2 separate regions of the Mus musculus genome follow, and region 2 is linked to region 1. Evidence: chromatin contacts called from ENCODE Hi-C or POLR2A ChIA-PET data. All regions are on one chromosome and are shown on one strand. Each heading gives the region's core, a stretch centred on a gene start or an enhancer-like site at or near the end of the contact. The rest is flanking DNA. Distances are from core to core; before and after follow the strand shown.

Evidence for each region. Hi-C counts contacts between places; a loop is a spot of excess contacts on that map. ChIA-PET counts read pairs that join two places held with the same protein, here RNA polymerase II (POLR2A).
Region 2: a loop to region 1 is called in a map of left cerebral cortex, with 4 times the contacts of the local background. The contact joins the promoter of Tmem165 here to the promoter of Srd5a3 in region 1. A Hi-C loop is called at or near these places in 15 of 37 maps with a recorded cell type or tissue (T-helper 1 cell, T-helper 17 cell, gastrocnemius and 3 more). POLR2A ChIA-PET finds 5 or more read pairs at or near these places in 4 of 5 experiments (Patski and embryonic stem cell).

Annotation. Positions count from the first base shown.
Region 1 is chr5:76,136,729-76,143,531 of GRCm38, reverse strand. It overlaps Srd5a3 (steroid 5 alpha-reductase 3), which reads right to left and starts at 3,259. Exons shown (of 6, transcript NM_020611.4): 1 at 2,984-3,259. The coding sequence starts at 3,204.
Region 2 is chr5:76,180,259-76,187,513 of GRCm38, reverse strand. Tmem165 (transmembrane protein 165) reads right to left here and starts at 3,634. Exons shown (of 6, transcript NM_011626.2): 1 at 3,162-3,634. The coding sequence starts at 3,368.

The DNA of each region.
Region 1 (6,803 bases), core at 2,010-4,509:
CTAGGTGCAGCTAGAATGACTGGTGTTTACATCACACTGTTGCTCCCTTGCCTTCAGACGAGGCTTGCCTGAGCGTCTTTTCCTAGCCCTGCATCACACACAGCCAATTTATGTGAAACCTACAGGCAGGTGAATCAGTTGTTTCAAATGAACTGCTAAGCTATGCCTTACATACGGCGCTACTTCTCCCACGCCAGCTTTACTTTAAACACACATCACTGTTTTTCAGTCTCACATTCTGTTCTGCTGTCTGAACGTCTTAACACAGGAAACACTTTCTGGTCTTTATAGGAGGTCCTATGTCTTGCTTTGTCTTACTTGTCTTTTTTTTTTTTTCCGGAGACAGGGTTTCTCTGTGTAGCCCTGGCTGTCCTGGAACTCACTTTGTAGACCAGGCTGGCCTCAAACTCAGAAATCCGCCTGCCTCTGCCTTCCAAGTGCTGGGATTAAAGGCGTGCGCCATCACAGCCCGGCCTTGCTTGTCTTTATAAAGACTTAAAATGCACATCTCAAATCCTCACTGCCTTCTGGCTAAGACATGCTCCTCCTTCTGTTCCTCCGTTTTCCTCCTTCTGTAACTTGCTTCCTAGAAATGCCGTTTTCCAAGTCCTGAGAGTAGGACACAGCTATCTTTATGACTATACATGGTGTGGGTACTCCTTTGACCAACAACTACTTGGGTGTTTGTTATGGGCTATGGCTGAACGCAGGGAGGAAAAAGGACTCTTGGCAGATGCAGAATTATCATTTTAAGTAAGGCAGGTATGGAAGGCCTTACTGAAGATACTGTATCTGAGCTTTTACCATGAGCCCGGTGAGGGGGACAAGCAAACACCCTGAAAACTTAGACAAACAAGCAAGCCAACAATAGATCCCATGCTGGAGAATAGGAAACAACATTCCAGGAACTGACTTAGGTTTTATTCTTGCTTCCTTAGGAGAAATAATTACCAGCGAAAGGACCTAAATACTACCCTATGTGCAGAAACGGGGTTCTGCGCTGCCTGTTTGTAAGTGTGGAAGTCACCAACTTAATTTTTATTTTCATTCCTGGCGATGTCATTACATTTTGCAAAAGGAGAAACTATTCAAAAATGTTTAAGTCGGAAGCACTTTAGCTAAGGTTACCAAATACTATAAAATCTGGATTAGCCGAGATGTTACAAAGTGTCTCCCGCCAGGGTAATCCACTGCCATTGGACTTTTCAGACAGGACTCAGGTCTGCAAGGTGGAAGAGCTTGCCTGGCACCCTGGAGGTCAGGAGTTCGGCATCTTACACCGACAGGCAGGCTGCAAGGGCTAGCCGCCACACTCACTGTACAACCAGCCTGAATTTGTGAACACATGGATGAAAATGTTGAAGATGGCAGGTCCCTCCCAGGTCTGTCATGAGGATCAAGGGGAGAAAGGCTTTCAAGTCCTTAGCATGTGACATACGAGCAACTCCGCTGTGGTAGTGCTCTCTAACTCAATTATTATAATTTCCCCATTATGAATGTGCTAAGCACAATGCCATGGGAGGTCCTCTGGAAATAGGGAAATGAAAACTTGTCAACTCCAGTTATCCCCTTTTCATATAAAAGGGGGGGGGGGGGCAGCCATTACAAAGGACAATGTTTTGATGCAAATATTCCCGTTTTGGTTGTTTTGTTTTGTTTTTAAACCTTTGTCTCAATTAAAAATGCCTTTCCTTATAGGCCTGGATTTGTTGGACCTTCTCCAGTATTGAAGGAAAAACAAACAAACAAAAACCAACTCAATTTAGGGAAAAACAATAGGCCCTGTCACCTCGGAGCACCTGAACACCTTGGGAAGTTCTGCTCTGAGTTCTGGAAGAAGGAAAGAATAATTATTTCACAATACTGTTAAGAATTAGAAGAAGCCCAGAGTACCAAGTGTTACCGGGATGAATACAGGGAAGGCCCACCTCTTTCTTGGCTGTCACACAAAGGCAGACTTGAGTGTAGCAGCTGAGGAGTCCCATCCAGAGAGACTGAGTATAAGTGATTTTTAAGTGTGCTTTGAACTCTGGGGACACTAGAACCTCTCTCAAAAGTCAGAAAATAAATTGCTATATAGCATAAGGGATATAGGCCAATCAAACCCGAGGATAAGAGGACGGTAGGATGGTCTTAAAATTGGGCCTCTAAGGAAGAGTTCTTCCGGGTCTTAATCTCTTTACCATTCATTCTTCACAATGACATGGTACTCTGCTCTCACACTAACCCCCTGAAAGACCCCCTCCAACAGTCAGGACATAGCTGGGGCCAGTTGATAGCCCCACCGCCATCTGCAGAGGTGGGCAACGGCTACAGATTTCTAAAGCAATCTAGATGAATCCGTCAGAACCCATCACATTCCTTCCAATTCAATTCTAAATGCAAATGCGTGATGAATTTCATAAAAAAAAATGACACAGCTTTATTATCTAGAATACTGTGTTAAGATGACTTCTCCATCTACATACTGAATTCATCGTGGAGTTAAAAAAAAAAAAAAAAGAAAGAAAGAAAGAAAAGGAAAGGAAAGCCATGTGGCGGGTCTCACATATTCTCAGCGGAGTCCATATGTACCCCGGAAGATTTTAGTATTTCACAACTTGGTTACTGAGCCTTCCGGGATGGGTTGGGGCAGGGCATACTGGGCTAGTTTGCCAGAGCACCTGTGGAGATGCAGGTTAGTGATGTCTGCACAGCCCCAGGGGAGCACACTCTGGACTTCTTTCTTGACTGTGACAGATCGGGCTGAGAACTGCGGAAATCGAGGAAGAACTTGCCTCCAAGTCCATGAATTTCCACGACCTCAAGTTCTGGGGAGGGGAAGCGGAAAACTGGGGGTAAAGAAGTCAGGGCGGCTCCCTGGGGGCCGGGCCAACTTGAGATGCTCTGTCATTTCCGGGGACGGCTCGGGGACAGCCCCTGGCTCACGTGCCTGCGCCGCCTCTGTTGCCCCCTGCCGGGCGCGCCCCGCCACCGACGTTACCTCTTGGGGACATCGAAGGCCCTGCAGACGGCGGGGCGCCGCGAGCCGGACTGCTTGGTCTTCCCGTAGCGGAGCAGGTCCTGGAAGAGCGCGCAGCTCGGCAGCAGCCTGGCGGGCGCCAGCTGCAGCAGCAGCGCGAACAGGAAGGCGGCGGCCAGCGCCAGCCACAGCGTCCGCAGGGGGTTCAGGGCCGAGAGCTCAAACCCGGCCCACCCAGCCATAGCCCGGGAGCCGGCTACAGATGCGCGCCGCCGCGCCGCCCTCCTTCTCTCACCCCCTCCCTCCCTCCCGCCTCGGCGGCGCGCTTGGCGGTGACGCGGCTCCTGGGCGGGACGCGCGGCCCCGCCCCTGGCTAGGCGCTCAGGAGCTGGGTTGTGCTCCTGCTCACCTGGTTTGAGCAGGCTGCGCTTTAGACTTGTACTGCCTCTAATCTAATTCCGAGATGCAACTCCAACTTGAAGTTCTGCAGGAGCATGCGAGACCACGTGCTACAGTCCAAGTCTTGTAGAGATACGTTACACCTATTTATTAAGTGGAGTGGAGCTATGCCAAGAGGTGTGGGTGGGAGCCCAAGACAGCTTGGGGGGAATTGGTTCTCTCCTTCCACCATGTGGCGCTTCGGGGATCCTATTCTAGAGGTCAGGTTCTCACCAGCCTGTGTAAGTTTCTATAAACTTTGACTGCGGGATTACTGCTGCGAAAAAGTGTGAAGAGAAATTTTGGTTGAAGTACAGGCTGAATTCTTGGCTGGGTCCCTAGAGGGGGCCCCCAGGAGTCAAGATGCGAAGGATCTTAATACCACGCTGGTCTACCAGAAGCACCAGATTCATTAGCATACTCCAGATGGGGATCGCTGTAAATTCAGGGATGACCTCTGGAAAGACCTCGGTGAGGGAATTCTACACTTTGTCAACTGTAGGCTGGAGCTGCTCCGGCAAACTCTGGATTTTGGAGTGGAAAAGCAGAGTAATGCCCTCAATGGACCTACGTTTTTCACCCATCTGCTCCATGGACAAAGTGTTTAACTAGCTGTGTCTGCTGCCTTTATGGCTAGGAATGAAAAGATTTGGAAGACCTTTATGCACTCATTGGCTCGAGTCCATGGGGCAGTGGGGGTGAGGGGGAAGGCAAGGTATGAGACAGCAAATCTCCAAAAACCTCCCTCCACGGATCTGGCTCAGATGCTGTCTTTCAGGCATCAGTGGAAAACACCATCACGTGTTAGATGAAGGCCTGGTTCCCTGTTGACAGCTGCTTAGTGGTATTTCAGGCTATCGGGTCCTTGAGTAATGCAGGCTACTCAGAAAGGAGGAAGCAAATGGGATCCAATTGTGTACCCCTATAATACAAGTCTTTATCACAGCCTTGCTTTCAACAGAAAAATGACTACACCCCTAAATCTGCCTTGATGCGTTTAGCCAAATTATGGTACACTCCCATTTTCTCTCTTAAAAAAAAAAAAGAAAAGATTACAGAGTGGGGGAAAAAAAGAATACTTTTATTTATAGATTGTATGTGTGTGTGTATGTGTGACTGGCCCATCCATGTCAATAATCATTAATAATATAGTTAAGCTTCCTCTCCTCAGTTATATAACTCTGGCCTGTGTCAAGTTGACAAAACTAACAAAAGCAACCAGGACATTCGAGTTCCTGCTCCAGCCTCCTGCTATCGTGCCTCCCCTGACAACACGGGCCCTTCCTCTGGAACTGTGAGCCAACACGTTCTTCTGTAAGTTGTTCTTGATCATTGTTTTGTATCACAGCAACAACAAAAAGATATTGTTACTAATACAGAGTCTCAGCAAGAGCAGTATTTATCTTAGCAATTGAGCCATCTCCCCGCCTCCCACTAACACCGTATCAGCAGAATGCCATGTGGCTGTTGGTAGGTAACTATGGAGACTGAGCACACAGAAAGCAGTCAATGAAACCGTTGTGTGACAACGCTTTCCCCGGGGAGACATACACACATCTACTGACCCCAGATAGGAAGCTCCTGATGGACACACACTGATGCCACCACAGTCTGAGTCCGTGAACTAAGAAGTTTTCTGGGGTTGTTAGGCTGGAAACCCTGCTCATCCCCTGCCCAAGCTAGGAAACAGGTCTGCCTTCCTCCCCCTGAGCCCACTCACATGGAGGAAACTCCAAACTCTCATGTCATCCCTCCTCTGAGAGGACCCCAATCACTCCATTTTAGAACAGGCAGCCATGTTAGGCCTTAAGCCTCAGTTTCCCAAGGAAGCAGGCAAGGCTTCTCAGAAAAACCCCAGACAATGGGCCACCAATCAGCAACTGCCCTGACATCCGGCTAAGGGAGACAGTCAGCCCCAGGACTGAGACAGTTCCTGGAATTTATCTAAGGCCTGACAAAAGTGGCAAAACAAATACAGCAACCAATAAAAAAGGTAACTGCTGCTTACCTAGCCAATCATATTTAAAATGACCTAACCATCCCTAGAATTATCCTATCTGCACTTAGAAGAAGCTTGCATGCTCTCCCCGGGGGTCTCCATTGTGTATAATGGCTGATCAATGAATGCTGTTTGTTTCCAAAGAATAAACACTCTTTGCTTTTTCATACTACTTAACTTTGGGGGTTTTCCTTTAGCAACTCTTGGACCCTTACACTTCATATTCCTGTTTCCAGCACCCCACTCAAGAATGCCTGCCCAGGGGCTCACTTTTTGACCATGTGTGATGGTTTATATGTGCTAGGCCTAGGGAGTAGCACTATTAGAAGGTGTGGCCCTATTAGAGTAGGTGTGTCACTATGGGTGTGGGCTTTAATACCCATGACCTAGCTGCCTGGAAGCCAGTATCCGCTAGCAGCCTTCAGGTAAAGATGTAGAACTTTCAGCTCCTCCATGCCTTTCTGAATGCTGCCATGCTCCTGCCTGGATGAAAATGGGCTGAACCTCTGAACCTGAAAGCCAGCCCCAATTAAATGTTGTCCTTTATAAGACTTGCCTTGGTCATAGTGTCTGTTTACAGCCGTAAAACCTTAAATGAGCCATCATGTATGGACACAATCCCAGCTCCTAGCTGACACACCATTACTCCTCACCTAAGCCCTATAAAACCCTCTGGCTTTAGTCTGAGTGATATGTGACAGGTGATATCTCCACCTGTGAGATCGGTGAGCCCACCTGAATGCTGCCTCCTAATAAACCTGCCTTTAACTACTTTCATCTGATCTAATCTGGCCTATATCTGAATCACGGAGAGAGAAAAACACCTATCAGTTACTTACAGAAATATGGGTTTCAGAGGTTCAGTCTATTATCATCATGGTAGGAAGCATGGCAGCATCCAGGCAGACACTGTGCTGGAGAGGGAGCTGAGAGTTCTACGTCTTGATCTGAAGGCAGCAGAAAGAGAACCTGTGCACTACACTGGGAGTGGCTTGAGTGTAAGAGACCTCAAAGGTCACCCCCACAGTGACTCATTACCTCCAAAAAGGCCACACCTCCTAATAGTGCCACTCCCTATGGACCAAGCATACAAACACGTAAATCTATGGAAGCTATACCTATTTAAACCACCACAATGGGTAAGGGGCTACTCATGAGATCAAAAAAAAAAAAAAAAAAAAAAGACTCAAAGACAGCTGCATCACCAAAGTACACTCCAGCATAGGGGCAGCTCACGCAGCTGTGAGCTTGAACTTGGAGCACACTGAAGAGCCTGCAGGCAGCTCCACACGTTGGAGAGTGTCCAAAGGCCTTAACAGTTTCTAAACCTTTTGTAGGGGGCTGTGATGGTTTCTTCGTCTTCCATGCAGCTGCTGCCAGGGTTATCTTTGCAGTTCTTCTTCT
Region 2 (7,255 bases), core at 2,385-4,884, 44 kb before region 1:
ATTTTTATTAAGTGGTTTAAGAAACACGGAAGAAAAAAAATTTATGTATATCACTACATAGAAACGAGATATTTTTATTAAGTGGTTTAAGAAACATGGAAGAAAAAATTTTTTTCACTGTAAAACTTTTTTCACTTTGTGAAAAGTTATACAAAAACATAAAATGTTTTTATTTACAGTGTTTTGCTATTAAGTGTAAACTGTCAATTCCTAATGGAAAAGAACCATCAAAATATATGAAAATATTAAAACAAAAAACCATAGTGTCTGCACCAGCAAGTCCTCCAACCCCTTAATTGTAAAGATAAGAATCTGTAAGACACTTCACTGAGGCCACACATACTGTCTTAACCACTGGGACGTTTACTTAACATGGTTACATTTTCTCCAGCATCCCAGAAAGGACTGCAAATCTAGCTGTATCTACCAGTATTTCTGTCTCAAAAATTACAATATGACTACAACCCCTATGAAATGCCTAAAAAGTTATATACTCGTAAACTGCACTCTGGCCCCTAGGGCTGTTTCACTCCCAGTGGTGACTGTTTTAAAGCAACCTTCTGATGCAGAGCTATGTGGGAGTTGCTCAATGACAACTCAGCAGTTCAGAGCAGAGACAGACCATGCCTGAATGGCAGCAAGGGTTGACAGAGGGAGAATGGGCAGAGAAGCCCCGTCCACCCAATGCCTCTACGCCAAAAATCTAGAGCCCTGGGATCTGATGGTGAATGGCTCCTGCTTCACATGTGCCACCTGGTCTGCACTACCATCAGATGGCCATTTATCTCTCTAGTGAAACAGGTCTGATCTGCCCCCACACACACCATGTGTGTGTGTGTGTGTGTGTGTGTGTGTGTGTGTGTCAAACTTTACAAGAGTTCTAGAATTAACAACTAAATAATCAGTTGCAGTTCAATTTTCTAAGCTAAAATCAATAAATGAACAAAATCACAGGTAGCAGATAATAAAAGCTGAGTTTTTCTTCATCTAGTAAATCCTTTAGCAAGTAAAAGGCGGCTGGATATATACTCTTAAAAAAAGTTTTTTCCCTGCTTGAGTTCATTTTATAGTTTTTTCCATAAAAGTATTTAAAACCTGATAGGAACTGAAATGTAAAAATCTTAGAATTTTCTCATAGAAAATTCAGCCGGGCGTGGTGGTTGCACGCCTTTAATCCCAGCACTCGGGAGGCAGAGGCAGGCGGATTTCTGAGTTTGAGGCCAGCCTGGTCTACAAAGTGAGTTCCAGGACAGCCAGGGTTATACAGAGAAACCTGTCTCAAAAAAAAAGAAGAAAAATTACTTAGCAAATGCCAAAACATACACGGTCTTAGGAAAGAGATAAAAAAAAAGAGTATGCTATAACAATGTTCTCAGGGCTTCAACACACTGAAGAGCAGACAGAAACCAAGTCAGAAGCAAGAGTGTAAAAATAGATAAACATAAAAACCCTCAAAAGAGGAGTGGGCTGGGCATCACGAGAAAAGGCTTACATCAATGTGTTAGCCATCAACACTAAACCCATTACAACAAATGGCTAGCAGGGGGGTGGGTTTTCAAGCAAACTCAAGGACTGCAGACAGCACCTGGCAGGGTGAGAAGCAGGGATCTGGTTTCCAGCTCTGGGTCTGCCAAGAATCAGGTTTTCCGAACCACCACTCTTCTCAGACCTGCACTGCCCCATCCACAAGCAGGAAATGTCACCTGCTCTGCCCGCTTAACAGCTCTCACTAAATCTTACCGTCACTATAACTAAATCTCCTAACAGGTGCTGACTGACCTGACCTCTTCCTGAGTACTTCCAGTAAGGAGAATTTTTCCTTAGTTCTCCTCAAGACCATTGCTACATTCGGGACAGGTGATTCTTAGAAAGTACTTGCTGTGTAAAACCAAACTCAGAATCACAGAAATTCCCATCTCCTGATACTACATAGAAAAACAAAATACTGGAAAGGCCAAAGGGTAACATGAACTGTGAAGAAAGGAAAGCGCCCAGGACTCAGGGAGTGCTCTTCTAACCAGGGCATCCTGGGAAGGGCTCCGGAAGGTTCTGCTGGCTCTTGAAGATGGGAAGGGTCCTGAACCACAGGCCCCATGCCTGGATTCTGTTCTAAGGTCTTTGCTCAGGGGAAAATGGCAGTGAGCAGAGGTCAGGTTTCAGTTCTGGAAGCCACTGGTTTAGAACACAGCGAGGCAGTGGTGGGTCCCTAAAAGACCTGGGGTTTAGCTGGAACGGCATGGTGATGGGAAAATGAATATCTATCCTGCGGTCACCCTGATCTGTACTCAAGTCAGGACAGCCATTCTCTTGGAGGGCAGATAAAGACAGAAGTAGGAAAGGGAATGCCAAAATGGACCCTACTAAGAGACTAAAAAAACTCCAGAATGTAGGAGTCAAAATTGGAAATAGAGAGTCCAACTCAGAGGAAAGTAACATAGAAAGGAGAAATTCTACGAACATAGATTAAAAGGTTAATTTCTATCTATCTGGTAATGGTTAAAGAAACTTATGAGGCTCTAGTTTACCTATAAATGGAGTTTTGGAATCCCTCACTATAGAGCGCTCTACCTTTGGGCACAAGTCTCTGCATTCAAGGGCAACTTCCTTCATGCCAAAACACGTTTTTTTGTTTTTTTTTTTTTTTTAAGGGAGGGTGGCAACGCATAATCTCTAGACACTGTATCTGGCAAGAACCACAGGGTGTGCCGAGCTGAATTCGGGTGAGCATCTCTGGTTGGGTTGCTTCAACAATGGCTGATACTTCCAACAATGTGATGCTACTTCGAGAGAGACAAGTCTCCCAGCGGCTCTGTACTAAAAACTTTCTACTTGGGATGATGATTTCCAGTCTTTTCAGTATGGCCCATGTGATCAGCAGAAGGCAGAATCCAGAGCAAGCCTGTCGGTACCAGGGATCTAGAGGACCTCTGGGGAGCCCCGGTTGGGGCCCTCACTTTCCCTTCCCCCAAGCAGCCAGGCCAGGCCAGGCCGCGCCTAAGAAAGCCGTCTTGTCACCCTCCTCCCAGCGAGCGGAGCAGGGGCCGGCTCCCCTCCCCCAGCCTCTTCGGAAAGAGGGCGGCGCCGCCAGCGCGGGAGCCTGGTACCCGACTGCGGGCTCCGCGGCCTCAGCCCGCCCCATCCCCACCAGCCCGGGCTCTCACCTCGGCCCGGGCCGGCTCGAGGCCCTGCACCGCCGCGGGCTGCGGCTGCAGCTGCTGGGCGGGCGCCGGCGGCTCCTGGTTCCGATGGCTCAGGTCTTCCTCCGGGCCGGCGCGGACCCCGGCCGGGGCCCAGAGCAACTGAAGCAGCAAGAGCACGAGCAGCCTTCGCGTCGGCGCCCGGCCGCTCCCCCGGGCCGCGGCCGCCATCCCGCCCGCCCAGCCGGCACCGCGCTGCGGCAGGAAGAAGTGCAGGCGAAGGGAAGCGTCGAGCCCGGCGTGCCGGCAGGCGCCTCCGTCAGGCCTGGCTGCCGCTCAGGGGGCAGCCCTGCAGCACGCGGGACGCGGGGACCGGACCGGGACGGACCGGCGGCGGGAGCTCCGGAGCAGCTGGGCAGCAGAAGCCACACACTCCTCCAACTGCCTCCGCGGCCCAACTCCTCCGGCCCGCCCCCTGGCCAACACGACCTCCCATTGGCCCGACGTCAGCCCGGCGTCGTGACGTTTCCGGCAGGTTGAGGTGCGGCTCGCTCACTGGTCCTATTGGACCCGGCGCGCCGGGCCAGGTAGCTGGAGCTGCTTGATGGACTCTCCCTGCGTCCTCTCGGGTCCCACCAGAGACCCCCTTATTGGCCCTGGAGAGGTCAGGCTGCCAGGCTCCTACCAGTACTTCCTCAAGAGCCTTAGGTCTTTAAGGCCTAAGCCGCCGCCACCTCCACTTCTATTAAATGTCAAGTGAGTCCCAGCCCCGCTACCTACGTGGCAGGAACTGCCACACCTTTAAGTTACGATCCACCCACCCTCACCACGTCCCTGGACCGCCTACACAGAATGTTCTTTGGGGGTCCATATGCTGGGGTTTTTTGAAGGTTCTGAAGTAAGATTCGGAAGTAAAAGATGAGAACGTCCAAGCTTGATTTTAAAACATTGTTGAATAGCCGCAGACCAAAAGTCATCACTGCCCTGGCTCAGGATGCCTTATCCTGAAATAGGATATCCTGAAAAGGTTTGGAGTTGAGTGGTTAGGGTTTCTGTGGGATGGAGGCCTTGAGTAGGCAAAAGTAGAAGACAGGAAAGAATGGTTAGTTAGGCGTTAGACTAGGGCTGGATTTTTTTTTTTTTTTCTAAAGAAAAGCTGAGATACCGTACGCGCGCGCGCACACACACACACACACACACACACACACACCACAAATTGCTAACCATGTGCCAGGCACTAATCTAAATCCTACTCCTGTTTCACAAGCCATTCTTGCAACCTCTCCTTAGCCTACTCAGCATTGCTCCTTACAGAACCCTTCAAGCTATAGCTTATTTATGCTCCCAGTATTGTGAGATAACCAAGATGCTTCCTACACATAGTTTGGGGTGCAGTTGTTGTACCTCCAAGTTCATTCCTGGAGTGTAAATGTCCTGAGCCCTCAGAATACAACATGACAGGGATCAGAAGTCTAGACTCCTTCAGCCACCTCCTTTTTCTGCAAAGATTTGCCTTGCTCAAAAGGGCCTGCAGAGGAGATAGGAGTGTCAAGTGGAGAGAATAAAAGAAGCAGCCCAGTAGATGGAGGCAGAAGAGTTAGGTGTCACGGATCCTTGAGTTCTGCTAGGGACCAGGTTTATTATTTTTTTTCCTGGCGTTCTCTAGTCTATGATCATCTCAGAGAAAGGCCTCCTGGCTAAATTCTAGTTACCCCACATAAAGCAAAGAAAAAGCAAATGGCTCAAGGGCTACAGCTGCAGGAGACTGAGATGCTGATTGCAATGTTCCAGTGGCTCTGGAGCAAGACAGGAAATCTGTTCAACAGAAGATGTTAGGCAATGGGGCTCTAAAGCTCTGTCCCCAGAAGGGAGCTGGCATGGCAGTGTTACAGGAGCAGAGTCTGAAGAGAGTGTGGTTTTCGCAGCGCCTCCATGTTGCCCACCTCCCTGGCCTCACTGGGGCTCTGCCAAGTGAACTCCAGGCATCAGATTCCAAAGTGAGTAACTCTTTGTGTTCCACACAGGGCTCCATCTCCTGAGGCTGTGCTTGGCTCCAAATCAAAGCTAGAGCTAGCTTTAACTTAGACCTCGAGGACTCGGAACCTTTATCCTTCTAGTCTTGAATAGTGACAAGCTCTCTTTGAAAAAGAAAAAAATCAAACAAAACCAAAAGGAAAAAAAATAGGTTAAATTTCTTTTTAATTGTGTGTTTTGAAGTGCCCAGGAGTGACTTTAGACCTTGTGCCTATCAGGAAAGTTCTCTGCTACTGGGCTACGGCTACAGCCCTATTGGCATCCTTTGTTGAAAAACAACAGAAGCTGTTTACATGATCCATAACTACTAAGGGTCTAGGAGACCTAGAAATTCCAATTAAGCTTTCTGGCATTGTCCTACGTAAACAAGTGTCACTGAAGTATAAGCACTAGCAATCATCTTACAGTAAGAACTACTACTGCATGGGTATTGCAGTGTGTGTGTGGTATGTGGGCTGGGGATGAAACCAAGGACTAAGTATGTGCTAAGCAGAAATTCTGTCACAGGGCCACCCCTATCAACCTTTTAAGGTGTTTTTTTTTTATACCTGTATTGTGTTTATTTCCCATTAGTGTAACAAAGACCAGAGATAACTTATAAAGGATCAGTTTGTGTTTGCTCACAGTGTTGGAAATTTCAGACCATACTCCATTGATCCTGTTGTCTGGGGACTTGTGGTGAGGCAGCACAAGATGGTGGAGCACATGGGATAAGAAAATGGCTCACAGCCAGGTGTGGTGGCACATGCCTTTAATCCCAGCACTTGGGAGGCAGAGGCAGGTGGATTTCTGAGTTTGAGACCAGTCTGGTCTATAGAGTGAGTTCCAGGACAGCCAGGACTACACAGAGAAACCCTGTCTCGAAAAACAATAAATAAATGAATAAATAAATAAATATTTTAAAAAAGGAAAATGGCTCACCTCATAGCTGGAAATTTAAAAAAAAAAAGGCTAGAGTTTTATCACTTTAGAAAATATTTTTGTTGTTTTTACTCAGGAGTCAGAGGCAGGCAGATTTCTGAGTTAGAGGCCAGCCTGGTCTACAAAGTGATTTCCAGGACAGCCAGGGCTATACAGAGAAACCCTGTCTCGAAAAACCAAAATAAATAAATAAATAAATAAATAAATAAATAAATAAATACAATGTAACTTAATAATTTCTCTGTCCACTCCCTCTAGTTTCCTCCCAACACACCTACCTCAAAATATCGTTTTTTCTCTTAAATATAATCCACTGAGTCCAGTTAGTGTTGCCTGTATGCATATGGATAAGAAGCCGTCTGCTGAGGCATGGGCAGCACACCAGTAGCCATGTGTACATGACAAACCTATGGCCAATATCATGCTAATGGTAAAAATCTAAAGTTTTCCCATGAAAACCAGAACAAGACAAGGCTGCCCACTCTCTCCACCCCTAGTCAACATAGTGCTTGAAGTTTAAGTTAGAGCTATAAGGCAAGAGAAAGAAACAAGTGGGAGCGGGGTCAGGGTGTGTGTTTGTAGAAAATATGATTCTGTACATAAGAGATCCTAAAGACACTCTCTTCTCTCTCTCTCTCTCTCTCTCTCTCTCTCTCTCTCTCTCTCTCTCTCTCTCTCTCTTTCACACACACACACACACACATACACACACACACCTAGGAGTAAACCGAATGAAGGAAATGAAAGACCTCTACAATGAGAACTTTGAAGACACTGAAGAAATGAATTAAGGAAGACACTAGATGATAGAAAGACCCTTCCCACGCTACCCCCTCTGAGAGCATGTTCCCAGTCAGAGACCTCTCTGTAGGCCACAGCTCTTAAAGTTTCTAGTCCCTCCCAACATCACTAAGTTGGGCAGCACTCAGATCCAAGTGTATAGCATACCTCTTAATGGCCCTCAAGGCTTTCCTATGCTGAAATTAAAGCTTCTATCTGCGTAGCTCCAGCATCCAACACTAAGGAGTCTGGGGCTCTTACTGTCATTCTGTTGGTAGCAATCTGTTTATTCTGACCTGGGCAGAATAGTCCTGAGTAACCTCACAAGATGGTACCAACCTCCTTTTAAAGTTTTCACAAATGAGAAATTTAGAGCAAGGACC